2 separate regions of the Homo sapiens genome follow, and region 1 is linked to region 2. Evidence: chromatin loops called from intact Hi-C (ENCODE). Cell type or tissue: heart right ventricle. All regions are shown on one strand. Links, peaks and the distances in the headings refer to the core of each region. The heading gives the core; the rest is flanking DNA. Region 1 holds the start of LOC124902671 (a long non-coding RNA gene). Region 2 holds the start of LOC124902670 (a long non-coding RNA gene).

The links. Peaks named below come from ENCODE experiments on the same cell type or tissue, not always from the same donor. Only the 100,000 strongest peaks of a DNase experiment are listed, where the experiment ranks them.
Region 1: a loop joins it to region 2, with 2.0 times the contacts of the local background. A loop is called at or near these places in 5 of 110 quality-filtered maps.

Annotation. Positions count from the first base shown.
Region 1 is chr11:47,126,962-47,142,145 of GRCh38, reverse strand. CSTPP1 (centriolar satellite-associated tubulin polyglutamylase complex regulator 1) reads right to left here. Exons shown (of 9, transcript NM_024113.5): 4 at 4,417-4,501. LOC124902671 (a long non-coding RNA gene) reads left to right here and starts at 5,270. Exons shown (of 2, transcript XR_007062666.1): 1 at 5,270-5,329; 2 at 11,288-15,184. In heart right ventricle, for the core only: no CTCF peak of the experiment used is centred there; no DNase peak of the experiment used is centred there.
Region 2 is chr11:46,997,595-47,012,778 of GRCh38, reverse strand. All of the region lies in intron 2 of CSTPP1 (centriolar satellite-associated tubulin polyglutamylase complex regulator 1), which reads right to left. LOC124902670 (a long non-coding RNA gene) reads right to left here and starts at 13,803. Exons shown (of 2, transcript XR_007062665.1): 1 at 3,354-13,803; 2 at 1,680-1,912. RefSeq lists an enhancer at 4,179-4,679 and a silencer at 7,900-7,979. In heart right ventricle, for the core only: no CTCF peak of the experiment used is centred there; a DNase peak (open chromatin) is centred at 7,928; H3K27ac peaks cover 2,413 bases.

The DNA of each region.
Region 1 (15,184 bases), core at 5,872-8,371, 130 kb before region 2:
TCAGGCTCCCAAGTAGCTGGGACTACTGGCGTGCATCACCACGCCCAGCTAATTTTTGTATTTTTAGTAGAGATGGGGTTTCACCATGTTGACCAGGATGGTCTCGATCTCTTGACCTCGTGATCCACCCACCTTGGCCTCCCAAACTGCTGGGATTACAGGCGTAAGCCACTGCACCTGGTCGTGGTTTTTTTTTTTTTTTTTTTTTTTTTTGAGACAGAGTCTAGCTCTGTTGCCCAGGCTGGAGTGCAGCAGCATGATCTCGGCTCACTGCAACCTCCACCTCCCGGGTTCAAGTGATTCTCCTGCCTTAGCCTCCTGAGTAGCTGGGATTATAGATGTGCACCACCATGCCCAGCTAAGTTTTGTATTTTTAGTAGAGACAGGTTTCACCATGTTGGCCAGGCTGGGTTTGAACTCCTGACCTCAAATGATCCTCCTGCTTCAGCCTTCCAAAGTGCTGGGATTACAGGCGTGAGCCACTATGCCTGGCCAAGACCACATATACAATTCTACTTATTTGATTTTTTTTTTTTTTAAAGACAGAGTCTCACTCAGTTGCCCAGGCTGGAGTGCAGTGGCACAATCTCAGCTTACTACAACCTCTGCCCCCCAGGCTCAAGCAATTCTCCCACCTCAGCCTCCCAAGTAATTGGGACCACAGACGCACACCACCACGCCTGGCTAAGTTTTTGTATTTTTGTTAGAGATGGGGTTTCACCATGTTGAGCAATCCTCCCCACTTAGCCTCCCCAAGTGTTGGGATTACAGGCATGAGCCACTGTGCCTGGCCTCAATTCTACTTATTTGAAATGCCCAGTGGATAAATCTACAGAGCCAGAAAGTAGATTAGGGGTTGCCTAGGGTTGGGGAAGACGGTGGAGTGGGGACTGAAGAGTAATGGCTAAGGGGTGTAGGATTTCTTTTTAGGGTAATGAAAACATTCTACAATGGACTGTGGTAATGGATGCACAACTCTGGAAATATATTAAAAGCAATTGAATTTTATACTTTAAATGAGTGAAGTGTATGGTATGTGAATTGTATCCCAAAAAGCTGTTAAAAAGAAACATTTGATGAATAAACAAATGAACAAATGAATATAGGATATAGTTGTTGCAGGTTCACACCATTCTCCTGCCTCAGCCTCCTGAGTAGCTGGTACTACAGGCACCCGCCAACACGCCCGGCTAATTTTTTTGTATTTTTAGTAGAGATGGGGTTTCACCATGATAGCCAGGATGGTCTCCATCTCCTGACCTCGTGATCCGCCTGCCTTGGCCTCCCAAAGTGCTGGGATTACAGGCGTGAGCCACCGTGCCCGGCCTTAAGTTCGGTCTTTAAGGATGCTGAGTTTATCTCCCCAGATTTTGGGGCTGAATATTCCTTAAAACAATCTGGGCCCAGGCTGGCTGTGGTGGCTCATGCCTGTAATCCCAGGCACTTTAGAAGGCCTAGGTGGGCAGATCTTTTGAGGTCAGGAATTTGAGACCAGCCTGGGCAACATGGTGAAACCCCGTCTCTACCAAAAATACAAAAAAAAAAAAAATTAGCCGGGCATGGTGTGCACACCTATAATCCCAGCTACTCAGGAGGCTGAGGCAGGAGAATCACTTGAACCCAGGGAGAGGCGGGGTGAAGGCTGCAGTCAGCCAAGATTGCACCACTGCCCTCCAGCCTGGGCTACAGAGTGAGATTCTGTCTCAAAGAAAACAAACAAACAAACAAAAATGTTTTTAATAAAATGATTTCTGCCCAAAGGGGAACGATCATGGAAATTTAAAGCTAACTCCATTTGGCTGCTTTTAAATTACAAGAGATAATCTCCCATACTTTTTTTTTTTCAGTGAAGAAAAAAAATATCCAAATCTCCTTTGGATAGCAGATAAATTAAAATTATAAAACCTGAACTGCGGCTTTTACCAGTGGCCAGTTGCCATCAGGAAAGAAAATTATCCACTGAATAATGAGGGAGAAAAAAACCTACAAAATTTTGCATGTGTGATCACTAAACAGGTTTTGCACATGACCAGCAAAAGTAGGTCATGAGCTGTTAGCTGCAAAACACCGTGCCCCACCGTGAGGCTGGTGTCTGTCACTGGGAGCAATGGAGTTCCCATCTTCCAAGTCAATAGAGGAGCTGGTTGGCACATTTCAAAAGGAGCGAGGTGATTCTTGGTGCAGTGCAGCCAATGCAGCTTTGTTTTCAGTGGGTCAAACCACAAAGCAGAAATGATGCCATGACACAGGGAGGTGGGAGCATGAAGAGACTCCTTGTGCTCCCGATCCCCCATCTCTGGATTCAGGCTGACTGCGGTTCCAGTTCTGCCACTGCTACTTACAAGCTATCAGTATATTCGCACAACATTGTCACCCGTCTGAGCCTCAGTTCCCACTTCAGTGAAGTGAGCAGTAACAGTACCCTTCCCTCAACTGGGGTTCATCACTTTCATGCTCCCTTTTTTTTTTTTTTTGACGTTCAGTCTCACTCTGTCCCCCATGCTGGAGTGCAGTGGCACAATCGGCTCACTGCAACCTCTGCCTCCCAGGTTCAAGTGATTCTCCTGCCTCAGCCTCCCAAGTAGCTGGGATTACAGGTGCCTGCCACCACGCCAGGCTAATTGTTGTATTTTTAGCAGAGACAGGGTTTCACCATGTTGGTCAGGTTGGTCTCGAACTCCTGACCTCAGGTGATCCATCCACCTCGGCCTCCCAAAGTGCTGGGATTACAGGCATGAGCTACCACGCCCAGCTGCTTTCAGGCCCTTCTGGTCTCCAACCGCAACCCTCTTCATCACAAGTCACTGCCAACCCTTGCCTCCTCTTTTCTCAGAATATCCTCTAGGGGTGTGTGTGGGAGTGTGGGTATGTATTTGTGTGTGTGTTTTGTTGTTTGCCTAATACTCTCACCACCCTCCAACTCTGTCTTCAGAGCCGGAGGCTCCCCACAGAAACCACAAAGGATCATTTTAAAGGGAAGTAACAGTTTTTACAAGGATTAGGTGAGATAGTTAAGGTAAACAAATTTAAATAGAACAATGAAGGTAAATGCATTCAGTATGATATAGGGAAGGTAGGCATTCTTCGATAAACATGATTTTTGCTGTACGTCCATTTGCAACCCTAGCTCAGGTTTTTTTTTTTTTTTTTTTTTTTTTTTTTTTTTGAGACGGAGTCTTGCTCTGTCGCCCAGGCTGGAGTGCAATGGCACGATCTCTGCTCACTGCAACCTCCGCCTCCCAGGTTCAAGCGAATTCTCTTGCCTCCACCTCCCGAATAGCTGGGACTACAGGCAAGCGCAACCGTGCCTGGTTAATTTTTTGTATTTTTAGTAGAGATGGAGTTTCGCCATGTAGGCCAGGCTGGTCTTGAATACCTGGCTTCAGGGGATCTGCCTGCCTTGGCCTCCCAAACTGCTGGGATTACAGGCGTGAGCCACCGTGTCTGGCCTAGCTCAGGTTTTGAGTTAAGTAAGTAAAAGTTAACTGAGGCATAGTCCAATTACCTCATGTGGTTAAAAATTGTGAATGATGGTGAAACCCAACACAGAAATTAGGGGCTTCTAACTATTTCTGCCAAGTCCTGGTTCTGGACTGATCTTGAAAACCTTCTTCTGGCATAAATAATATAATGTGCCTTTCCTTCAACTGGGGCTTTATCACCTTTATGCCCTTCCAGTCCCCAACCTCAACTCTCTTCATCACAAGTCACTGCCAACCCTTGCCCCCTGATATGGTTAGGCTTTGTGTTCCCACCTAAATCTCAACCCGAATTGTAATCCCCAGGTGTTGAGAGGGAGACCTGGTGGAAGGTGATTGGATCACATGGGCAGTTTCCCCCATGCTGTTCTTGTGATAGTGAGTGAGTTCTGAAGACATTTGATGGTTTTATAAGCGTCTGACATTTCCCCTGTCTGTACTTCTCTCTCCTACCACCATGTGAAAAAGGTCCTTGCTTCCCCTTTGCCTTCCACCACGATTGTAAGTTTCCTGAGGCCACGCGGAACTGTGAGTCAATTAATCCTCTTTTCTTCATAAATTACCCAGTCTTGGGTAGTATCTTTACAGTAGCGTGAAAACACACAAATGCAGCCCCTCTTTTCTCAGAATATCCTCTAGGGTGTGTGTGTGTGGGGGTATTGGAGGGGTCTGGGCTTTTTCTGCCTCTTCATCTCACCACCCTCCAACTCTATCTTCAGACCCTGAGGCTCCCCACAGAAACCACAAAGGATCATTTCGCTTCCCTTTGGAAATGCAGAATGTATTATGTTTTGGGGCACATCCCAAATAGACCCCTCTCCCACTGCCAGTTTCTTCCCTAAATGCTCCTTTTTTTCATTTGTATACACTCCAGGTTTCTCTAGGAAGCAGTGGCCCACAGAGAGCTGAGTTGGTTTCAAGAGTCCAGGAGACGTACCTGGCTGCTTTCTGAGTGAGCTCCAGCGGGAAATCAGGACACAGTAATTGCAGCAAACAGTGATATTCTTTCATGGTCAGCAAATCTGAAGTGGAAATGGAGAGGAACACATTAGGTCTCTGCATTTCAAGTCACTGCCCTCTTTTTGTTCATTTCATGAGTTTCAGACCTGGTCTTGGTAGAGCTGTTCTTTTAAAAGCAAGTCAGTGTGAAGGGTATGCTAGTCTCTAACCTCCAGGTGTGAGATTTTAAGATCAGTATTTCTACAAAGCTTTTCCAGGGTGGGAGGCATCCAGTTACACCATTTTGACCAAAGGAGCTTCACTGGTATGAAAATTGGTCGGGTGAAGAGAGCAAACAAGAGAGGCACCTTCATCAGTCTTCTTTAGTTTGGTTTTCCTTGTATATAAAAATCTGGAAGAACAAGTCATTTCAAAGCCGGTTAAATTTGCTGAAATTCTCTGGCATGGTAACGTTTCCCACCACATGCCCAAAGACCATCCACAGAATATCTGGAAGCAGTACTAACGCAAACAGTCTTGCTGTGTAGGGAGAAGAGTACAGCATAGAAACCCACAGACCTCATTACTCTGTCATCCAGTACTGCAGCAGGCTGGCTTCTTTTGAATGGCTGAACACAAATCTGGTCATCCTATTATAGGAAGCCAAGACAAAGGTCCAAGATATACAGTCAAGGCAACCAAATGATTCCTGATATACAGAAGCAATGCTTTGTGCTTTGGGAGAGGTGAGCCAGGATGAGGCTCTGTGGTCCAGCAGAGAACCCAGAGAGGTGAATCTCAGAGAAATTTATAGGATCCTGAGGGAGAAGAAATACACTGATGCTTAAGTTATTTTGTTGCTGCATGTACTGAAGGCAAAAGATTTTAGATCAGCCAAGGAGTAAGAATGTGTAAGTATTATCATATATCAAAGCATTTCGAATATGGAAGGGCCTGGTAATGCTAAAGTGAGAGCAATCCACCCGGAAGCCTGCCTAATTGGGAGGAGGATGAGTGAGAGGAGGGAATCCAGAGGGCATGGCTACATTTGGGGAATGAAGATGATGATCACAGGCACTTGGTTTCTTTGGACCTAAGTTAGCCCAAGCCACAGGAATCCAGATCTCCTGCCCCCGTTAGTTTGGTTGATGCTTTTCCAAGACAAAAACCCCAAATCTCCAGGGAAAGGCCTGGGTTCCTAGTACTTTTTCATCAAAGCTTAATTCAAGGTGGGGACAGAGAGTTTGACTAACCACACTGCCAAAGTCAGAAACACCAAAGGAACAGACTCAGCGTCAATATAGGTCAAAGGATCAAGATGGTTTTGTGGCACTCTCCTCTTCCCACTTGCCTGACCTCGGGCACAGCCTGGCAGGAGGTCTTGTTCTTCAAGGGAGGGAGTCATTGCCACTCGTGGTCTCAGGCTTGGGGTGAGGAAAAAGGCGAAGGGAAGGGAGAAAATCCACTGAGTCTAATGTGTTCCCACTTTATTCTCACTCCAGAACTCCCCATGTAGAGAAAAGAGAAGAGTGATTTCTGGCAGGGCAGGGAGTAAATAAAGGAAAGTTCTATCTTTGAATCATCGTGCTTTTCTAGGCTAAACTTTGGTGGATATATCTGATAGCATTCTTAGGGAGAGTCAGAGTGTTTCATAGGAACTTACATTTATCCCCCAAATTACCTACAAAATATCCTTGGGAAGATAACAGAATGAAGGAAAATGAAAAAATGAGAGAGAGAGAGAGAGAGAGTTACTTAATTAAGAAAGACAATGCTAGGAGTCAACATTAGCTTCCTGGTTTCTAGACCCTAGGCCCTCTTCAGGTTTTTGATATTATTCTAACTCATGTACTTCAAGTACTTGCTTCCAAGGACAGAAGAATGATTTACAAAAATCACTGCGTGCTTCTCTAACACAACAAAAGCTCTTAAAAATATGAAAAACAGAATACATCCTGCTCACCACTTCTGGAACTTGACTCTTCTAAATGTTAAGTGAGGACAGTAGTCAGATAAAGAGATTAATGAAAATGCAAGCAAATAAACAACTTTTAATTGTGGAGAGAGTAGTTCTATTAGTTGTTATTATTATTCTTCCATGCAGACTCTGTGTTGGGATGTGGAGAGAGGAGTTCTAATTCTACTGAAGTAGTGACCAGATAATGTCAAGGGCAGATGATTTCTGCTACTTCGAGACACTCCTCAGCTGTTGTACAGTGGGTATTGAGAGAACTATAAGTGGTAAGACTTATTTCAAAATCAGAACACTGATAGGCATATGGGAGCTTGTTCCCTTTCTGCTCCATAGGCTAGGATTCAAATTTTGGCTCTGCGATTCACCAGGTATGTAATCTTGGGCAAATTGCTTAATCTCTCTAAGTCTCAGTTTCTCATCTGTAAAATGCAAGTGACACTGACACTTCTCAGGGTTAAAGTCAAGTGTAAGAGAGATGATGTCTATAAAGTGCTTAGCAGAATGTCTAGAACTTAGTAACATCAAACAATGGGAGTTTGTTTTGGTTCTGTTTTCAAATTCTGGAGGTGAGAAGAAGAGAGGAGGAAGGTATTTGTTGCTGAGTTTTTTTTATTTTAAATTTTAATTAATTAATTAATTAATTAGTTTTGAGATGGGGGCCTCACTCTGTTACCCAGGCTGGAGTGCAGTGGCATAGCTCACTGCAGTCTCGAACTCCTGAGCTCAAGTGATCCTCCCATCTCAGCCTCCCAAGTAGCTGGGACTACAAGCATATGCCACCACACCCTGCGCATTTAAAAAATTTTTGTAGAGACGGGGTCTCGTGCCGTCACCCAGGCTAGTCTTGAACTTCCCGCCTCAGCTTCCCAAAGTGTTGGGATTACAGGCATGAGCCTGGCTGTTGCTGAGTTTGGACACTTAAACACCTAAAAGTTTTCTGCCTTGAAAGTTCTCTGTTGGGTTGCCTGAGCCAAATCCGTTTTGAACACTCTCCTGCAGTGGCCACTCACTTCCTATTCCCATGTGCCTGCTCTGTTCCAGGCTCCCCATTATGATGAACAAGGTAGCAGTCCCCCTAGCTTCTGCAGCCTGCATTTGGGCACCAGTTCACCCTAATGCTCCTGTCTATTTTGGGCCCTTTGGCTCTTAGAACTGTCCAAGATCTCAAAGGCCCTTCTCACAGCCCTTTGTGCTCCAGCAATAACTGTAAAGAGAGTGAGTAGCCATGGAGATCTGTGCTCAGCTCTTGAATTAACTCACTTAGGCCAGGCGCAGTGGCTCACGCCTGTAATCCCAGCACTTTGCGAGGCCAAGGCAAGAGTTCACCTGAGGTCAGGAGTTCGAGACCAGCCTGGCCAACGTGGCAAAAACCCATCTTTACTAAAAATACAAAAATTATCCAAGCATGGTGGCAGGTGCCTGTAATCCAGCTACTTGGGGGGCAGGAGAATCTCTTGAACCTAGAAGGCAGAGGTTGCAGTGAGCTGAGGTCATGCCACTGCACTCCAGCCTGGGTGACAGAGTGAGACTCCTTCCCCCCTCAAAAAAATAAAAAATAAAAAAAAATTAACTCACTTAGCCTTCACAGCATACTACCTTATGAAGTAGACTCCATTATTTCCAGTCCCATTTCACAGATGAGGATGAGAAAGTTTAGAGGGATGAAATAAGCTGGTGAGCAAGGAAAGAGAGGAGGGTCCAGGGTAGGGGAGAGGAAGGGGACCTGTCTTCCCTGAGCAAGATCTCAGGGTGGGAGGGAGAGAAGGGAGGCTGATGGCAGGAGGGGCTTAACAATAACACAGCTAACATTTATTGAGCACTTGGTCTTGGGGAGGCACTGTTCTAAGGGGTTTACATATGTCACCTCACTAATCTTCACGACTATTATCCTCATTTCACAGACACAAAAACTCAGATTGTGCACACTTAAGAGGTAGAACTGGAATTCAAACCCAGGCAGTCTGGCTCCAAAGCCTACCCAGCTAACACTGTCAGCACCTTGATCTTATCAGCTATAATGTGTGAGGCTTAAGAGCTTGTTTTCCCCTCCAAACTAACTGCAGGAACTAAATAGCTCCAGTTGAACTGGATCAAGGAGACAATTCAAGTGAATTGAGATTTTCCATGTAAGAAACCGAGTCTGAAAAGTTCTAATTACTGTCAACAGGGAAGACTGAGGCTCCAGCACAGCAGCCTCAGGCCAGAGGGCATGGGCTGGGGGACCACTGTGCTGGTGGCCACACCGTGGTCTCTCATCCCCACCCACCTGCCAGCCACTCTTCTACCTGGCAGGTGCAGGGGAGGTAAGTATTGTGTATCAGTAGACACCTTCTCTAGATCCCCCCACAATTAGAAGAGTGTCAGCCAGTAGGTCCTGCAAGTTCAAAGGCAAAGACATAATAAGGCTTTGGTGTAAGATCAAAATCAGAACACTCTCCACAAATTTGTGTGTCTCCTTTTGTGGGTGGTCAGACTGCTAAACTTTCTTCTTCTAAGCCTTGCACTAGTCTCACCAATTATGTGGCTGGCTCCAGACCAGAGGTGTTTTACACCCTTGATCCTATCTTCTCCAGAGGCAGCACAGCATAGCATTGTGGTTAATAGCATGGACTTTGGAGTTAGATTGTTCGGGTCCAAATCCTAGCTTTGCCACTGACTTCAAGTTACTTGACTTTTAAGCTCTCCATGCCTCAGTTTCCCCATCTATGAAATGACAGTATGAACATTGCAGAGTTGTTATGAGTTAATGTAAAGTGCTTAGAACAGTGTCTGACCCATCGTAAGGGCCATCTGTTAGTACTTGCTATTATTATTTTAGAAATAAAGAAACTAGGGCTCAGTGAGGTGTAATCATTTTCTCAAGGAAACAGCTAGGAAGAGGGCTGAGATTCAGACCTAGGCCTAGCACAGGCTCTGAAGGTCCTGCAAGTTCCACCCTAGCAGGTGGGATCCAGCTGGTTTGTGAAGGACTTCTGATGTTAGGATTATTCACACCAGGTGACTGACAGATTTTCTATCTAAGTTAAACATACAGGTACCCTTCAGGCAGGCCACTTTAAACAGCACAGGGTAGTTGGGCAGGGCAGTTGTATTAGTGCAGAACTCTGACTTTGCAATCAGATGACCTGGCTTCAAAAACCTGGCTCCACTACTTGCCACCAGCATGACTTAGACAAGCTGTACAACTTCCCTGAACCTTGGTTTCCTTGTCTTAAAAGTGTAAGAACTACAGTACCTACCTAATGGAATTGTTGTAAAAGATCAAAAGAGGTAACATATACACTTTTCTGAAAAAAGTTAGCAAAGTGCTCAATAAGTGGTAGCATTATTTTATAATTATTAACTGATTAAAACTTGAAGTCCTGAAATTAAGGAATCTTTGAACTTAGCTAAAGCAATCAGCACAATGCCTGGTGCATTGCAGTAAACACCTGTTGAAGGAATGAATAAATAAAAACATGCCTCACACAGTGACCCAAATAAAAATTCATAGGGAAAAAGTTCTGGTTACTGTGTGAACACAAAGATAGGGGGTCTCCAGGCACAGGAGGCATTTCTGCAAAATTACAGGGGTATGAGGAGAAACCAGGAGTTGTAAAGTGTGAAAAAAGGAAAATCCCCTACGTGCTAGGTACTATAACTGTCAGTAAACATGATAAACCATGACCAGTGTACTACACTTCATGGGCTTGTTGGCCTTTGCACCAAGTGCTCAGTTCAATCAGCTTGAATATTTCTTTTCATAAGAATGTATCACTGATTTTCCTTTTTTTTTTTTAACAGAGTCTCACTCTGTCACCCAGGCTGGAGTGCAGTGGCACAATCTCGGCTCATGGCAACCTCTGCTTACTGGGTTCAAGCGATTCTCCTGCCTCAGCCTCCCGAGTAGCTGGGATTACAGACATGCATCACTACGCCAGGCTAATTTTTGTATTTTTAGTAGAGGTGAGGTTTCACCATGTTGGCCAGGCTGGTCTCGAACTCCTGACCTCAGGTGATCCACCCGCCTCAGCCTCCCAAAGTGCTGGGATTACAGGCATGAGCTACTGCGCCAGGCCATGTCACTGATTTTTCCATGAAAACCAAAGGAAGCCTAGGGTTCACTTCACAGAAATTCACTTTATTGCTGTTACAACTCTAGCATGAATACTACTGCTTTCAAGATAAGCACTGCCCTGACTCAAAATATTCTTCTGTTGGTTATATCCACTCTAATCCTAGAGAGTGTTAGATGAATTTACTTTAGCTAAGAAAATTAGTCAGAAATTATTGATTCCCAATATATTCAAGGGCTAACTCATTCTCATTTGTAGGAAAAGGATGTCTTTTTGACATCTGGTCTGCCTTCTTGCTGTGGCAAGTCCTGCTTCTGAAGCTCTGTGGGAGCAGCTTAGTCATTTCTACATCCTCCTTGCAGACCACCATGCGTGTCCACATTTGCTCAGAACTGTGGTGGAATATAGCTGTAGATCGGATACCTCTCCTCTTCCTGGGAAATGGTACCTTTGCCAGGATCACAGTGGTGTCACTAAAGAATACCCATGGAGGAGTGCCAGATGGAAGGAAGTGGGGCCATATATTCATTCCTTCAGAGAAAACCTTCCCTAAAGCCTGAAGTCAAAGACTTTTAGCTCTAAATTTATGGGGGATGAAATGGGGCTCAGTCTAAATTCATTTGTGTGAGTGCCTATATGTTGGTTGAGTGAGCTAGTGCTGGACAAGAGCTAAAGATAATGAAATGCTACAAGCCATGGGAGTCCCAGAGGACTGAACAGCCTCTAGTTTGTTGGCTGCATGATCTCAATAGTACTACCACAGAGGCCAGAGAATACCACAGCCCATGTGTGGACTCTCCAATTTTCAGCTGCAATTGTTTTTATGTTCTTTTATGCAGGGGTTGTGAAGGCTCACTCTAAATGACACTCATCCTCAGCCAGGCTGCTCTGCCAAGAGATGCTCGGAAGGACATGGATAGTTCGGGGCATGACCACACCACCCCTTCCAATCCCTGGGGCACCAAGGCTTTGTTACCAGGCCACAGCTGAGTAAATACTTCTCAGTGCTACTCTGTGAGGAGGGGGAAGGGAGTGAGGGACAGTGTGGGGGAAGGGAAGAAGGAGGCAAGACATCTGACGACTTCACTCCCCATGTAGCAGTTGGTATCACATGTCACAGAAAGATTGCTACCCTACTAGGGCCATGTTCCTGTCAAGCAAAGCCCCAGAAGAAGAGAAGGCTGTGTTATTCAATTTTATCTCCTCTGGCAGCACTGTTGTTTTATATTATAAATGGAGGGAAATGATAATTAGTTGACTGAATGGGAAATGACCTTACAAAAGGAATAAGAGGCAATGGCCTCGAATGACACCTGTGGGGTAAAGTATTTGGGCCATTATGAACACTACCCTTTGCCAGCTCATTACTCCCCAGAGCATCTTCAGTGTGTTCCAATGGGGGCAGAAAGCCCCTTTAGTTTTTTTTTGGTTTTTTTTTTTTTGAGACAGAGTCTTGCTCTGTCGCCAGGCTGAAGAGCAGTGGCGCTATCTCGGCTCACTGCAAACGCTGCCTCCCGAGTTCAAGCGAGTCTCCTACCTCAGCCTCCCGAGTACCTGGGACTACAGGTGTCTGCCACCATGCCTGGCTAATTTTTGTACTTTTAGTAGAGATGGGGTTTCACCATGTTGGCCAGGATGGTCTCCATCTCTTGACCTCGTGGTCCGCCCGCCTCGGCCTCCCAAAGTGCTGGGATTATAGGCGTGAGCCACCGCACCCGGCTGCCCCTTTAGTTTTATATTTTATTATGACTAAGCCAGACACCAAGCTAGAAATGTATTTAGTCTATTTCTATTTGGCAGTATCTTTGTTCTAGGCAAAGTATTAAATCAGACACAGTAACAATTTTATGGCAACGTTTAAAATGAACAAAAACAACTCTCCAGGAACTGTTTATATACAGCAGGTAAAGATTTAAAGAAATGCAGGCATTTCTAACCAGGATCTCAACATTCTACCCAGGGTCATGTAGGACATACCATGGCAATCTGATCAGGTTTTTAGGCTAACCATGGCCATCCTGAACCACCACTGGTGGCTTAAACCACAGGCCTGGTCTGATAAGAATCCCCTATACTGTGTCGAACCCTTGGGGGTCTGTTCATCACGATGGGGCCATTAGGGATTGGAGGACCAAGGCAAGGCTTTGTTCTGGGGGAGGTCCTGTCTTAGAAAGTGTGAGGATATGAAACACAGGCTGCATATGGCGAGGGTGGGCAGCCGTATGCATTGTGGAAGGAGGCACCAGTGCTAGGAGAAAAGAAAGCCTCTCTAGTAGCAACGGGGCTAGCTACTCTGGCATGGACACAGTTTCCTACCCATTATTGAGGAAATGGAAGGCAGTTTTGGACACTAGAATGTAGAGCAGGATCTTGGCACCATAAGCTCTCAAAGGCTCCGGCAGCCCATCAAAGAAGTGACTCCAGCCTAGAATTTGCACCACCACTCACGTGCTCATGCAGCTCCACCAGGTGTTACCACTTCCAGTTTTTCTTTGGAAACAGGAGGACAGGGTGGGCCCTTTGAAACGGACAACTCAGGGCCAAGTTATAATTCTCCTCCAAGAAGCAGGTGTTGTTACAAACTCCTGCAACCCATTCCTGTTCTTAATTGAACAGAAATGGTTAAACAGGCACAAGAGCTAAACTGGAGAATAAACCTTAATCCCTCCTAATGGTGACTAAAGGCAAGAGAAAACATCACACCCTCCCAATGGTGATATACCTCACTCAACCTTTGAAAAAGAGGCAGAATTTTAAATTTATTTCTGGGGGGTGTTTAAAGCCAGAATGAAGGTTTTTATGTTGTTTTAGGGGGGCAAAAGTTTACTACAGAGACACATCATGATAGAGAAAAGAACTTGGTCTGACTTCGGCAAAGGATTATACCTATCTGGGCACAATTTTTCTAGGCCTCAGTTTTCTCACCTGTAAAATAAGGATGTTGTGAGCCACTGCTCCCGGCCTGAAAAAAATGTTTTAATATATATACATTTTAAAAAATAGAAATCTAGGTCTGGCGCAATGGCTCATGCTTGTAATCCCGGCACTTTGGGAGGCCAAGACGGGAGAATCGCTTGAACCCAGGAGTTCAAGACCAGCCTGGGCAACATAGTGAGACCTCATCTCCACAAAAAATAAAAATGAAAAAATTAGCTGTGCATGGTGGCACACGCCTGTAGTCCCAGCTACTCAAGAGACTGAGATGGGAGGATGGCTTGAACCTAGGATGTTAAGGCTGCAATGAGCCATGATTGCACCACTGCGCCCCAGCCTGGGTGACTGAGTGAGACCCTGTCTCAAAGAGATAACAAATGAAAATCTTGTAAGGAATCTCAATATTTAATATTTATAAAAACAAAGCCTTTTTTAGCCAACTTTCTCTTCAACAGCTCTCACCCAGACGAGAAGTCGAGGAAAGAAGGCCTGAGGTGCTACCTTAAAACTCTAGAGCTCTACAAAGGGCAGTTAGGCCCTAAAACCTAAGTGGGTCTTACATAGTGCAATGGTTAAGAGTACAGGCTAAGGCTGGGCATGGTGGCTCACACCTGTAATCCCAGCACTTTGGGAGCCAGAGGCGGGCAGATCACTTGGTCAGGAGTTCAAGACCAGCCTGGCCAACATGGTGAAACCTCGTCTATACTAAAAATACAAAAAGTAGCTGGGCCTGGTGGCGCATGCCTGTAATCCCAGCTACTTAGGAGGCTGAAGCAGGAGAACTGCTTGAACCTGGGAGGTGGAGGTTGCAGTGAGCCAAGATCACACCACTGCACTCCAGTCTGGGCAACATGACACAGCGAGACTCCATCTCAAAAAAAAAATAATAATAATAATCAAGGCTCCTGAATCAGCCGATCTGGGTCCAAATCCTGGTTCTTCTGCTAACTAGCCATGTGACATTAGGCGAGCCAATTGAAAATGACAGTGAATAATAGTAATAATGGTATGAATAATGATAATGCTAATCATGAATTTTTGAGAGGATTAAAAAATCTTTTTTTTTTTAAAGGAAGAGATGGTAAATTAAGGTGCTGGTACATGGCATAGATAAGCATCCAATCAACAGTACCTGCTCTTGTTATTACTTTTATTACTTTCCTTCATTTAAGGCACACAGACACAGGTGGGATGGCACCTGCATAACAAAAGGCACAATTTATCACAGTTCTCCTTCAGCTCCAGCCAGTGGGTGGCTGAAACGATCTTATTTCTTATCTCATGATTATTTTGTCAAGCCTTTGTTCTTTATTGATGAATGAATAACAGAGTTCCTGCCTGAAGGCAGGTGCGCCACTTTCCCAGACTGTCAGTGCACTGCCAATCCTCTATTGCCTCACTTTTAATAGTGCTGATGGCTCATATTTGCAGACAGTGTAGAATTATGCAAACCATTTTCATATGCATTATCACTTTTGATCCCCATAAGAATTTTGTGGGGCAGGGAAAAGAAAATGGTATTAATTCCCATTTTTATAGACATGGAAAATGAGGCTCAAGCAAGGGACAAAATTGCCGCATAAGTGGTAGTTCCTGGATCAGATCAAGCCTTCTCATTCAAAGGCTGGCCTTTCTCTGCTACACAGACTGGCTCCCTATGATGTCCTTTTCTTTTTGCTGTAAGTCTCTGGGAACCCAACCTGCTTTTCCTTCGTCTATGGATGAAAAACACCTGGCACAGTGAATTCCCACAGTGAGAACCCAGTAAATGTTAGCTGCAACTGGCTATTATTATTTTGTTT
Region 2 (15,184 bases), core at 6,764-9,263:
TCAGGGAGATTATGAATCCTGATTTATATAGAAGGCACCTCAGAGAAGACCTAGTGGCATAATTTAAAGAAAGGGCTCCCATCGTGAATCCAGTCGTACCTGCCAGCCAATTCCTATCATTATTATATCCTTGAAATGGAAGTCAATGGTCACAAATTATTTACAAAGCAAATAATAAAGTTCAAGCTTCTCTTTTTCTTTTTTCTCTTCCTTTCCCCTATACAGCTATCTACAAAGCAAATAAAGTTTGCTTTGCTATCCCCTATCCCCTATCTTTTTTCTCTTCCTTTCCCCTATACAGCTACAGGTTGTAATATCCCTTTTTTCTTCCTCTTCTCTCTCCATTATCTTAATCAAGAATATACTTTTTAAAAGACCACCTCTCTTTCTTTAAGCAAGTATCTAAAATAGCAATGGCAATAGAAAGCCTCAGTGAGGCCTTCTCTGACTACACTATTGAAAGTAGATTTCCATCTCCCAGTCATTCAGTATCCCAAAGCCCTCCTTTATTTCCTTTTTTTGGAGACACAGTCTCACTCTGTTGCCCAGGTTGGAGTGCAGTGGGATGATCACAGTTCACTGGGCTGAAGCAATCCTCTTGCCTCAGCCCCCTGAGTAGCTGGGACTATAGGTGTGTGCCACTAAGCCTGGCTAATTTTTTTTTTTTTTTTAAACGAGGTACTGCTAAGTTGCCCAGGTTGGTCTTGAACTCCTGGCCTCAATCAATCCTCCCGCTTCAGCCTCCCAAGTCGCTGAGATTATAGGCACGAGCCATCATGTCCGGCTCCTGATTTTCTTAATAGAATTTATCACTATCTGAAGCTACCTTACTAATTTATTTGTTTATTTATTTATTACATGTCTAGGGTGCAGTAGGCCTTCAATAAACATTTGTTAAATGTATGTTAATTAATCCACATACTACTGCATATTCACACCAACTTTTATTACTGAAAAACTACCTAAATCCATGTTGTGATATGAAAAGTTTAGACATCTAGAAGAGCATCACAGAAAAGAAAATGGGTCAGAAAACCTGCCAATTAGGGCATTAATAATGGAGAGGAAATAAGCTGATTACACAATGAAGTTAGATTCTTAAAAAGCCATAAAAGACAAGCCAGTCGTAGTTCTTGGAAAAAGTGAAGTGTGATAAGGATGGATACATGGCCTACCTCTAAGTGATTTTTGCATCTGAGAGACTCTATACTTCGTTTCTTCTTCATATCACTCTCAAGAAGCTTAATAGAAATATATCTTTGAAATTGTGCCCACACCCCAAAACTTGGAGCCTTCTATGGCTGTGTTAAATCACATGGGTACTGAAGGGAGAAGAATCTCTATTTTCATCTACCTTGCCTAATTCCTTTTCAAAACTCAACAAGAGCAAATAAGAAGTCAATAGTTGTAAAGTTCTATCTATTAATCTGGATACCCAAATTCTTGTCTTCTCGTCATTCATCTTTCAATCTGTAAGTGTCAGAGACTTCTAGGAAATTTCTACCATCTGGCATATTTCTCAGATACAGAAGAAAATGTAATAAAAATGTATTTTAAATGGATAATTCACAGTTTTTTTTGATAAAAAGTTTGACAGACTGACACAAATGTATATTTTTGGAAAAACCGTGGGTGATAAATGTTTCAAATTCCTCAAATAGACTTCAATTCCACTTCTCTCACCACTTAAAAATTAGTTTTAATATGTTCAGCTTTCCTTTATCTCAAATATTTCAATAATATATTAGGAAGTGTTTGGGGGGAATTTCATCAGCACTCAAGCAACTACTGAACAGGCAGAATCACATCTTGGGAAACTTATTAGATGTCCTTCCAAGAAAACTTCTGATACTTAGTAATACATCTTCTCTATTGGCAATTTCCAAGATTTTCCTGGGGAATCACACTGAAGCTTGAGAGAAGAAAAAAAAATTTACCAGGGACAGTGTTAACATCAAACAAAATCTAAATATTACCTGTAAATAAGAATAACAGTCCAATCATACCTCTTTTTCCCTACAAAGTAAAAGTCACTACCAAATAACATTTATGAGAATTCAGTTTCATCTGGTAACTAATACATTCCTAAATGACTCAAGAATGTACCAAAAAAATTAATAACAGTAATAGGGTTCTTGGTTGCAAGCAACAGAAACCAAGTCTCACTATCTTAAGCAAAAAAGGGCTCTGCTGGAAGGGTATTATTAGTGGCTCACAAAATCCACAGGTGGCTGAACCATCAGACTTGAAAAACAGACAGGAATCAAAGGAGCTTTGGAGGCTGAGCATCAGGAAACTAGGCAAAGGTCTCACCACAACAGTCTGATCCATAAGCAGCTACTGCAACTGACACATCTTTCCACTCCAGTCTCTTTGCTTAAGATAGCCAGAGACAGATTCCGTTGCTTCGGCCAAGAACATTTACTGCTACGGAATTTGTATAAAGTGAGACTCTTTGAAGAAAAGCTGGTCCCACTCTTTTGAGGAATTTCATTTCTCAACATGATCTCCATTCCCATCCACTTTCCTCTTTTTGCCAAGGCACACTAAACTTGGGATCTACTTTTTATTTCCACTCCTTTCCCAAGTAGTCTTCGCTTCCCGGAGTTCCATTCTCTCTTCTCTGTCTGATAATTATCTACACATTCTTTAAAACTAAATTAATGTCACTATTCTGTGAATTCTTTCCTGACCGTATAAATAATCACTTTTCCTGTCAAAGTTTACTCACTAGTCCAGAACTTCTAATGCTCTATTTTAATTGTATTTGTGTCACTATCTAATTTTTACATGACAGTGAATTTCTTGAGGACCATATCTGACACACAGTGATTGGCATATGATAACTATTTAATAAATAGTTACTGAATTTTAAAAATTGAAAGAAGACCAAACAATGAGTTTCTCAGCATTTATGAGGTACTGTCTTTGCCTTTCTTCCTCTTCCTTTTTTTTTTCTTTTTGAGACAGAGTCTTACTCTGTCACTCTGTTGCCCATGCTAGAGTGCAGTAGTGCGATCTTGGGTCACTGCAACCTCCCTGCAACCTCTGCCTCCCAGGTTCAAGCAATTCTTCTGCCTCAGCCTCCCAAGTGGCTGGGATTACAGGCGCCTGCCACCACACCCAGTTAATTTTTCTATTTTTAGTAGAAATGGGGTTTCACCATGTTGGCCGGACTGGTCTCGAGCTCCTGACCCCAGCTGATGCTCCCGCCTTGGCCTCCCAAAGTGCTGGGATTACAGGCATGAGCCACCACACTCAGCCATTTTACCTTTCTACTTATTTCAATATAATTGAGCCTTCCACAAACTGGCCCTATCCTCATTATATATTTTCTGTTTGTTGCTTTTTACCTTGTACTAGTCCTCCATGAGTCAAATTAGATTCCTTTATGATCCCTTGCAGTGTATGATATTTTCTACTTCAACTAATTATTAATATGTTCCATCAGAATGCAAGTTTTAAAAGAGTTCTTCCTCCAATAAAAGTAGAGTAGGTAATTCAGACTAACTCTTCTGGCTGAGAAAAAAATGGATAAATTATTAAAGACAATTGTCTGAAGTCATCAGAGAGCCACCAAGGCAAATGAAGAATGACAAGGCCAAGTTATGAGAGAATAAAACCGAGAAAGGTGAGCTGAGCATTTAGTGCCACTTTTCCCAATGTGTAGGGTTTCTAAACAGAAGGGTCCATGGATTAAATTCAAGAGATCCACACACTTGGATAGGGAAATTTTTTTTTTTTTTTTTAGATGGAGTCTTGCTCTGTTGCCCAGGCTGGAGTGCAGTGGTGTGATCTTGGCTCACTGCAAGTTCCACCTCCTGGGTTCCTGGCATTCTCCTGCCTCAGCCTCCTGAGAAGCTGGGACTACAGGAGCCTGCCACTACGCCCAGCTAATTTTTTTGTATTTTTAGTAGAGACGGGGTTTCACCGTGTTAGCCAGGATGGTCTCGATCTCCTGACCTTGTGATCTGCTTGCTCAGCCTCCCAAAGTGCTGGGAGGCATGAGCCAGGGAAATTTTTATGTTTATTTTTACTAACCTCTAACTGGAATTTGGCATTTCCTTCTATTATGAATATAAGCATAGCAGAATTAACAGTACCTGTGACTCTTTCAATAATAGAAATCTCAGATATTGGCTAGGCACAGTGGTTCACACCTGTAATCCCAGCACTTTAGGAGGCTGAGGCAGGAGGATGACTTGAGGACTGGAGTTTGAGAGTAGCCTGGGCAATATAGCAAGACCAAATCTTTACAAAAAACTTTAAAATAAAAAAAAAGAAACCTCAGATATTTTCATATAACATTACTGTCATACCAGATATCTCACAATATCATTTATACTTATCACCACTTCAGAAATAAGGTATTATTATATCACTGGTAGCTCTAGGGGCCTCTGCCAGTTCTGGAAGATTCAACTGATACACTAAGCAGTTAATAATTTTGAATTAATGTTAAGTTCCTGAGTTTTCAAATGACTGTTAGGGCTTGCAGATAAAAAATCAGAGTTGGCTGGGCGCGGTGGCTCACACCTGTAATCCCAGCACTTTGAGAGGCCAAGGCGGGCAGATCACCAGGTCAGGAGTTCGAGACCAGCCTGGCCAGCACGGTGAAACCCCGTCTCTACTAAAAACAAAAAATTAGCCTGGCATGGTGGCGCAGGCCTGTAATCCCAGCTACTTGGGAGGCTGAGGCAGGAGAATCACTTGAACCCGGGAGGCAGAGGTTGCAGTGAGCCAAGATCATTCCACTGCACTCCAGCCTGGGCGACAGAGTGAGACTCAGTCTCAAAAAGAAAAGAAAAAAAAAATAGAGTTCAGGACCCACCCACGTTGGGGGCTGGGACTCTGGTAAACCCTAAAGCTCTTTTGGCACTCCTCAGAGCTATACTGAAAATCAGCCCTCCCTGAGATGTAAATCTATATTCAAATCCTTTCAAACCCTCATGGGATTGAGGTAATCCAGGATTGCTAGTGCCCAGGCCATCTGCCAAAAGCAAATATAAATCCCCTCCGAAGAAAGATAACATCATTCTGGGCCTCACATTATCTGTATAGTTTTTCAATTTACATAACTCATACACAATTTACATAACTCAACTAGAGAAAAAAAAAAGTATAACACAAGATAAGATAATGGAGTAAAAAAAAAATGGATAGGACAGAAAACAGAAACAGACCCACAGGGTATCCAGACAATAAATTATGGACTTTGTAATAACCATGCTTTATTTACTATGTTCAAGCAAATGAAAGACAAGATTTAGCAAGGAAACAAACAAAAACTGAATAAAAATACTTGAACTAAAAAAATACAATAATTAGAATTAAGAACTCAGTAGATGGGTTTAATAGTAAATTACACAGAAATGAAGAGAGAATTAATGACCTGGAAAATAGATCAGAAGAAAATATCCAGAATAAAGCATAAACTACAAAATGATGGGCTGGGCATGGTGGCTCATGACTGTAATTCCAGCACTTTGGGAGGCCGAGGCAGGCAGATCATTTGAGGTCAGGAGTTTGAGACCAGCCTGCCCAACATGGTGAAACCCCATCTCTACTAAAAACACAAATTAGCCAGCCACGGTGGTGGGCGCCTGTAATCCCAGCTACTCAGGAGGCTGAGGCAGAAGAATCACTTGAACCAGGAAGGCAGAGTGGGTTGAACCTGGGAGGCAAACCTGGGTTGCAGTGAGCCAAGATAGTGCTACTGCACTCCAGCCTGGGTGACAGAGTGAGACTCTGTCTCAAAAAAAAAAAAAAAAAAAAAACCACACAAAATGATAGAAAATGCAAAAAAGAGCATAAGAGACAGAGAATACTATGAAAAGGTCTAATGTTTGTGTAATTAGAATCCCAATAGGAGTAAAGAGAGGGTAGAGGCCAGTCGTGTTGGCTCATGTCTGTAATCCCAGCACTTTGGGAGGGCGAGGCAGGAGGATCACTTGAGCCCAGGAGTTTGAGACCAGTCTGGGCAAGATGGCAAGACCCTATCTCTAAAAAAAAAAAAAAAAAAATTAGCTGAGTGTGGTGGCGTGCAACTGTGGTCCCAGCCACTTGGGAGGCTGAGTGAGGCAAGAGGATTGCCTGAGCCCAGGAGGTAGAGGCTGCAGTGAGCCATGACTGCACCACTGCACTCCAACCTGGGTGACAGACAGAGATCCTGCCTCAAAAAAAAAAAAGAGACAGAGACAGAGAGAGAGTAGAACAGAAGTAAATTTGAAGAGCTAATTATTGAGAGTTTTCCAGGACTGATAAATGATATCAAGCTATAGGTTCAAGAAGCACTAAGAACACCGAATAGTTTAAATATAAAGAAAAGCAAAACTAGACACATTACACTAAAACTATCAAAAACCAAAGACCAAGTAGAAATATCCAAAAACCATCCAGAGATTTAAAAAAAGATTATTTTCAAAGAAGCAAGAATAAAACTGAGAGCAACTTCTCAACAAAGTCAGTAGAAACCAAAAGATAATGGAATGGTAAAACAGCTGCCAACCTAGAATTTATCTCAGGAAAAAAACTGCCCTTCAAAAATGAGGTGAAAATGTAAATAAGACGTATAGATTAGTTAATAGTTTTGAATTAATGTTAAGTTCTTGATTTTGGCAGTTATATTATGGATACAGGAAATGTTAACATTAGTAGAAGCTGTATGAAATGGATGTGGGAACTCCATATATAGATTTTTTTAAACTTTATGTAAGTCCAAAATTATTCACACACATTCTAAAAAGGTAAAATGAAAACAATTTCAGAATGGAAGCTCCATAAGAGTTGAAATTTCTGGTCTGTTTTTTTCACTGCTATATCCCTAGTATCTAGAACGCTAAGACGTAGGCACTCAATAAATATATATTGAATGAATGAGTGAACAACAGTAGTAGCAGTAGCTACTAATTAATTCAACACTTATTGTATCTTAAGTGAAATGCCAAGCACTTTACTTTCATTAACTCATTTAATCATTCCAACAATTATGTAACATGGAATTTTATATTTTATATATGAGTCTCCCTATTTTATAGATGAGGTAAGCAATCTGCCCAAGATCTCATACCAGAAAGTGGCAGGCCCTCTAACATAGACCTATCTGATTCCAAAGTCCATGTTCTTAACCACTATGTTATGGTGCTTTCATGTTGCAAAATATGTCTCCTTTCTGTTTTGTTTATCCAAACTCTACCTTCCTTTCCAAAATTAAGACAAACTCCTCTATAAGACTCAACTAATTTTACTTAACTAATAGCCATTATTTTTCCTTACTCTCAATTCTCAGTGTACTGGGCCATATAACTTAATGCCATTATATAAGGTCTTGTATTGCTCTGTAATTGTTCGTTATTCAATGAGTTTTACCTCTTTAACCAGATTACATCTTACAGGGAAGTGACCATATCTTATATTCCTATTAATATAGAGCACATTTGAAGCTCTATAACAATACTTAATATTTTTGTAAAGGGATGAAGAAAAACATTTCCATGCAAGAAACAGTGTTTTTGAATGCTTTAGTGATCAGGCTTACATGGTCTAAGATTCTAAACATAAAATTTGACTCAGAAAAACAAAAAAACCACTATCTTAAAAAGTTTTTACATCAATTTTCTGTAGTATCTCTTTTTCCTTATGACATTTTAGGGGATGTTCAGGGTAATTTGGACATAGCAGTACAAGTTCTCCTGGTTAAACCTTCTTGAGAGGGTATATAGATTGCATAGAAGGTAAAGTATGAGAGTGTGCAGATGAACAATTATCCCCACACATGTAAGCTGCAGTTTGTCTGGTGTAAATATACTCTCCCTGCCTGGAACTGCCTGTGTAATGTTCTCTCTTTGGGCTCTGTGGTTTCTCAATACATTCCAACTGTTCAGAGGCTGGAGCTTGGCTCTGCAAGCATAGATAAACAGCTTCCTGGAGCAGGCTGCCAGCATGAGGAGCAATGACCTCAGCAGAGAAAGTCTGCTTTTCATTACCCTGAGCCCATCACTGTACTGCTAGAGCTAAGAGTGGGAACAACACAAGTTGGATAGAGTTGACTGACTCAAGTCTCCCACTACACCTTGAGTTTTAAAATTCTGTATCTAGAGGAAAGGGGGTAAAGACAGGAAGTGAGAAAATGGCATATGCAAAGAAAACAAAGATAGAAAAGCTTTCTTAGGCTATTCTGTGAATGAACTAAATGATGAGTGAAGTGGTTAAGAGTCATGCAGGCAATCATTGAATGTTTTAGTCTCCAAAAACGTACACAAAATACAGGGCAAGAAAGAAGTGTTATAGAAAGTAAGAGAGGCCAGGTACAGTGGCGCACACCTGTAATTCTAGCATTTTGGGAGGCTGAGGCAGGAGCATAACATGAGCCCAGGAGTTCAAGACCAGTTTGAGCAATAAAATGAGACCCGTCTCTATAAAAAAGAAAAAAAAAAGTTAGCTGGGTATGGTGGCACGCACCTGTGGTCATGGCTACATGGGAAGCTGAGGCAGGAGGATTGCTTGAGCCCAGGTTAAGGCTGCAATGAGCCATGTTTGTGCTACAACTCCAGCCTGGGTGACAGAGTGAGACACTATCTCAAAAAAAAAAAACAAAAACAAAAAAACAAAAACAAAAACAAACCAGTAACAACAACAACAACAAAAAACAAAAGAGAGACTAAAAAGTCCTCAAGATCTTCAACTCTGATGCCATTTAAAGAGAGAGAAAAGGAAGACTATCCAGATCCACAGAGATACAAAAATCCCAGAAAAGTGGAGCTTAAGGAGAACAACACACAATGAAGATGAATTATATATAGCCAGACATCTTGCATGTGTAATTTCATGTGATTTGCATAACAACCCTAGAAGATAGGTATTATCATCCCTAGCAATAATCTAGACCTAGAAAATTACAATACAATGACATCAACAAAGACATTTGTTGTTGATATTATTTAATGACAAAGGGATGATTTCAAGTCTGCTTCTACGGCCACCCAGGAAACAATGCTTTTCCCAAACATCTCTCATTGTAGTATTATCTATTGTTGCAGCCCCAGAACTCAGCAATACTAGAACTGTGACCTAGAAGAAATGTACACATTTGTGCCACTTTCTGATAAGACAGTTTCTGCAGTGCTGGTAGCATTGCATCTGATAGTTGAAGAAGGGAATCACAATTATGTCCTCAGACAAGAAATTGGTTAGATATGACCCCTCCTGAAGGATCCTGAGAGACAATTTGTTTTTTGGAGAAGTCACTGACTATAATGATGCACCTGCAAGGGGGCCGGGAGCTGAGAGACAGACAAACATCTTAGCAAATTCTAAAAGCAGAGTGAAGCTTCATTTGACTTTCATTTCACTTTTCTCAGGGAAGAAGAACCTTTGTGTTACTGCCAAAATCCTAACTGTCCTTCCTTCCTCTCTGTCCCCTCCACCCCCACGCCAGCTCATTAAAGATCTTCTGGTTAAAGGTGCCAAATTGTGTCATTCTTTCCTACTCCAGTGCCAAGCCTGTGCCAATGGCACCACAGATTGATCTGCTAGAGTTCTGAGCAAATTATGGAAGAAATTAAAAGCACTGAAAATTTTAAATTGTTCTGTTGCTGGTGAAGTAAAGCTTTTTAAACTTCTTATTCTTCTTGTAGAGACAGGGGTCTCATTGTGTTGCCCAGGATGGCCTCAAACTCCTGGCCTCAAGTGATTTTCCCACCTTGGCTTCCCAAAGTGCTGGGATTATAGGTGTGAGCCTATAATCTGGCCTAGTTTCTTAACTTTTGATGACTGACTTTACATTGCTAATGGCATAACACTTGTTAATTAAGACTCGTGTGAGTGTACTTGATTGCCAGACAAGTATTCAGGGAATTATCAGAGTGGTGGTGTGAAGGAATATCAGGGCTTGGACCAAATAAAGATCCTTCATATTATTTATAGATTGAAATAAATCAAGTTATTTATCTAAGGGGAGATATTTTAATGTAAAAAATCAGACCTAAATTTTATACTAGCTAGCTGCAAAAGCAGCTCCCATGAAAACAGAAATAGTATCATTGGGGCTTGAGAACACTTCAGCCAAGGATGGTGTTTCTTCATTTCCTCTTATTGAATGGTTTTATAACAGATAAGTTTCTCTTAACTTGTAGAAGGCAGGGGGTGGGGTGGGGGGAACAAGGTCTTTCCTGACAGGGAGAATCTGGGCCCAATTATTACTTCTGTAACCTTTGACTCTGACTTCTAAACGAGTCAAGGGACCAGTGGGCTGTGAAATAGCTTCCTCCATTACCAGGTCAAGTGCTGCTGGATAGTTTCCTGTAACCATAATACAAAGGGACTGAAGAAGTGAGATGGATTCTACAAAAACAGGCAACTTCTTGCATCCTCAATGACCCTGGATTTTTAAGTTTCAAAACAGATTTTGACTCTTAACTCACCACCATGGCTCCCTGTAGTCTTTTTGCTATAGCATACCTCTAGTAATACAGAAAAGAGCCAGAAAGAATCCTCTATAGATTTGGTTCTATGATGGTCTAACAGAGGTGCCTGGCCTAGTAACAGTGGGGATAGGGTTGCTTTAACTGAAGGCAAATCTCTTCCTGACAATTATCTGAGTCTGTGGGAAACCAGATGCTGACAATGAGAAACGGGTAATTTTCTGTTACAATGTTTAACAGCTAAGAACTGAACTATGGAAAAAAGTCAGGGGAGGGGGTGGGTAAAGGGGGAAGCATTACCCCTTTTGAAGAAGTCTATAATAGGATTAGTCACCATTACTTTACCACACCACATTTTGGCTCAATTTAACGTAAATAAGTAGAGAAAACATGAGCAGAAATGGCCCAAAGAAGTCTCAAGTCCATCTCTCATTCAGAGCTACAAGCTGGAAATCAGCGAAGTCTTGGTTTGTTCTGATGTGCTTCTTGTTGCCTCACACCTGCTCCTCTGTTACCATGGACACAAGAAGAACCCCAAACAACATTATTTAAACTCTAGATGGTGAATGATCCTTAAAAAATCTGTCACCTTTAGAATGAATGTTTATGCCCTGATTGTTATAGATTATGTAGGAAAGAAGTGGGTCATCTTTTCATAGGGCTTAAAGCACCTGTCTGAAAAAAAAAATAACAAGAAATGATACATATTTTATAATCATGGATTGTTTTCATTAGAGTTACGTTTTAAGTTATTTAGGAATATGCACTATTACCTATGTAACAAACCTGCACGTTCTACACATGTATCCCAGAACTTAAAGTAAAAGAAAAGAAAAAAGAAAAAAAAAACGGGTATGCACTATTGGAATCTCTTTTTTTCTCCAAGGATGAATTAATGAAGTTCATATTTTATGGATTTATTTGAATCAAAATTAATTCTGATGATTAACATGTATCAAAATGAAATTATTAATGCTCCTTTTCTAAAAACTGACAAAGATTTCCATCTCCATATTTATACTATGTAGTGTAGAACACAAATACTTTTGATGATGAATTATTTTATTTACTTTCACTGGTTAAATAGGAGCAGAGCATGAGGGAGGCCAGTTACCCATGAGGGGGTCCTAAGAACACTGCCTAGTAAGGGTACTCCATTCTCAGTAGCAACAAATAAAATCAATCAAATGATCATTTTTGGACACAGGAAGCTTACTTAGATAATCAAGGTGGACAAAGAAAAGGTGCATCACCCTCTGAGCTAAGTTATTGGCTCTCTGATGGGATGAGCTCTCAATCGTCATCTCTTCCAAGAGGACTTCCCTGTCCATACTATATATTACCTTACTCTGGCTGTTTTCTTGTTATTTGTCTTGTTACAGTTACCAGCTATGTAACCATGAGAATGTTACTTTTATAGCCTGAATTTCCTTATGAGTAAAATGAGGATAATACTAATACCCTGTTTATATAGAACTGTGAAGATTAAATAAAATAATGGATATTATATGCTTAGAACAGTGCCTAGCACACAGTGCTTATTAACTATTAGCTATTCTCATCCCCATCAGTTTGCTTGTTTATTGATTATTACCCTCATTAAAACACTAGGTTCATAAAGATAGGTACCTTATTTGTCTTGCTCACTGCTCTATTCCCATTGCATAGTACACACAGGCACAGAGTAGGTGCCCAAAAGTAATTTGTGAATGAATAATTCACAAATGAATGCTGCATATTCTCACGTATCCTTAAAATAAACCAAAGGTAGTCTGTGTACTTCTTTCCCTTGCAACCAAAACAGTCATCATAAAAACTTCACCAAAAAACTAAAATCATCCTTTAAAAAACGAAAACAAGACACTTGATCATAAAAGCGAGCTCTCCTGGGCCCACCAACCAAGACCACAGAATATTATTCTTTTCTATATTAGTATGTGGAAGTCAAGCTCCCTGATGCCATAGTGTTGGAACTATCAATTTAGCCTGTGAAGAATGGTTCCCAATTCTGATACAAATTCTCAGATTTCATCCTGTTTTTCTCTCATCATTATTTTCCAATGTCTCAAAAAGCCACATTTCTCATTTTATCTTTACCACAAGAATCTGGTCACACTCTGCTGTGGTTTCTAAGTTAGAGCTACTCTCGCCCATTTTCTTGGATGTATTTCTTCAGAGGTCCTGACCCAGTGCTGACATTTGGCCTATTCTTAGAGTAGCACCTCTAAATATTAATTTCTTTTACCTTCCACTGGTTGAAGGACAACATTCAGAGGTAGAGGTTACATACAACATAAAAGAAAATCCTCTGGGATTTAGTATCCGTCTTTCAAGAGTGTCCAGAGGAATATGATCTACAGAGCTCATGGTCTTGCAGACATACACAAAGTACTGTTCAGCCACTTGTGTTTTACAGTTTATCCAGATTTGCTGGAACAGTCATGGACTTGTTTGAAAACACCAACAACCAAGGAGTGACAGACAGCATAGGTGAGAGGGCAAGCAGACCCAGAGAAGAAAATCAGAAGAGAAGCCTTCCAAATACAATTTCAAGGAGTACTTTTATCACTGTTTAAAGGTAAATCACCCACGGCTAAATATATGAAAGTCTCAAGATGTGAACTCGAAACTGTAAGATGGAAGGATACCGTTAACATATTTTTGAAAATCATGCTTCCTGCTCTTTATAGTCAGCTCTAGTTGCATCCCCCAAAAGGCCATATTAAACATTTAAATGGCAGTAAACTGAGGTCACCAGCTAAGGCTGTGTGATAAGCTTGCAAAGTATAGTTCATAAGGGAGAATTCAAAAATAGTAGAAATTATAGCTAGAAGAAACCTCCAAATATGATCTGGTTAGCCCTCTAGCAACATTAAGCAGTAAAGTGGCTTGGAGGCAGTAGAGAACAGTGGACTCTATAATACTGCAGATGAGGCTTGATTCCTGAGTCTGTCACTTAACAGCTTGTGAACTTGAAGAAGCTATTTTAATCTTTCTGAGCATCCACTTCCTCCTCTATAAAACAGAGATAACAATAATAATAGTACCCATCTCAAAGAATTGTAGTAGCTGAGACATGGTATTAGTTTAGTAAAAACTGCATATTATAATATATAATTATTATATTATTATTATTATCATGTAAGGCTTTATTAAACCCACTTCATAGATGAGGCAACTGAAGCCCATATTTCAGAAATTTGCCCAGGGTTATAGAGTGAGGACTTAGAAGAATAAGCAGCTCTTTTTCCTTCTAGGGTAGTGCTCTTTCCACTTCACTATGTTTCTCTTATTAATCAATACAAAACTGAAGCCTGAGGCCAGGCGCGGTGGCTCACACCTGTAATCCCAGCACTTTGGAAGGCCGAGGCAGGCGGATCACAAGGTCAGGAAATCGAGACCATCCTGGCTAACACGGTGAAGCCCCCTCTCTACTAAAAATACAAAAAACAAAAATTAGCCGGGCATGTGGCGGGCACCTGTAGTCCCAGATACTCGGGAGGCTGAGGCGGGAGAATGTCGTGAACCTGAGAGGCGGAGCTTGCGGTGAGCCGAGATCGCGCCACTGCACCCCAGCCTGGGCGACAGAGCAAGACTCCATCTCAAAAAACAAAAAAAAACAAAACAAAAAAACTGAAGCCTGAAAGTGAAGGATTTTCACTAACTAAATCAAATTCACAAAGTAAACTCAGGAGCTTCCATCATCCAGGTCTCCTTGTCTACCAAATTATACTTACACTATTTCCCATTCTGTCATACATCCACACCTTTCAGGTCTTCAAAAAAAAAGAAAACCCAAAAGTTTCTGGAGCTGGTTTACTTTTCACTTCTTAGAATAATTTACCTCAAGCCAATCTGGTGTCATAGACTTATGGAAGTGTCAGGTATGTGTCACTCGTATATTATGTAAATTTCAGCTTTCTGGGGACAAGAAACAGCCTGCTTGGCAAGTACATTTCTATCAGCACTGTAGAAAATCTTACGATTTTTTTTCAACAGTGTGTTGGTAGATAAAAGCTGCCTACAGTCAGCCTTACTGTTGGTTCACTACAGCTCAGCATTGGCTACACAGAACAAGTGGAATTCACTTTTGGAGTGCAAGGCGCACAGTATACAGCTTCTAAAATGGCACAATATAGAGCTTTACCACAAAGAATCAAGAAAGGGAGGAAAAGGGGAGGTTCCAAGATGGCCGAATAGGAACAGCTCCAGTCTACAGCTCCCAGCGTGAGCGACGCAGAAGACGGGTGATTTCCGCATTTCCAACGGAGCTTTGAAGAGGGTAATGGATCTCCCAGCACGGAGTTTGAGATCTGAGAATGGAAAGACTGCCTCCTCAAGTGGGTCCCTGACCCCCGAGTAGCCTAACTGGTAAGCACCTCCCAGTAGGGGCCGACTGACACTTCATACGGCTGGGTGCCCCTCTGAGACAAAGCTTCCAGAGGAACGATCAGGCAACTACATTTGCTCCTCTGCAATATTTGCGGTTCTGCAGCCTCCGCTGGTGATACCCAGGCAAACAGGGTCTGGAGTGGACCTCCAACAAACTCCAACAGACCTGCAGCTGAGGGTCCTGTCTGTTAGAAGGAAAACTAACAAACAGAAAGGGCATCCACACCAAAACCCCATCTGTACGTCACCATCATCAAAGACCAAAGGTAGATAAAACCACAAAGATGGGGAGAAACCAGAGCAGAAAAGCTGAAAATTCTAAAAATCAGAGTGCCTTTTCTCCAAAGAAACGCAGATCCTCGCCAGCAACA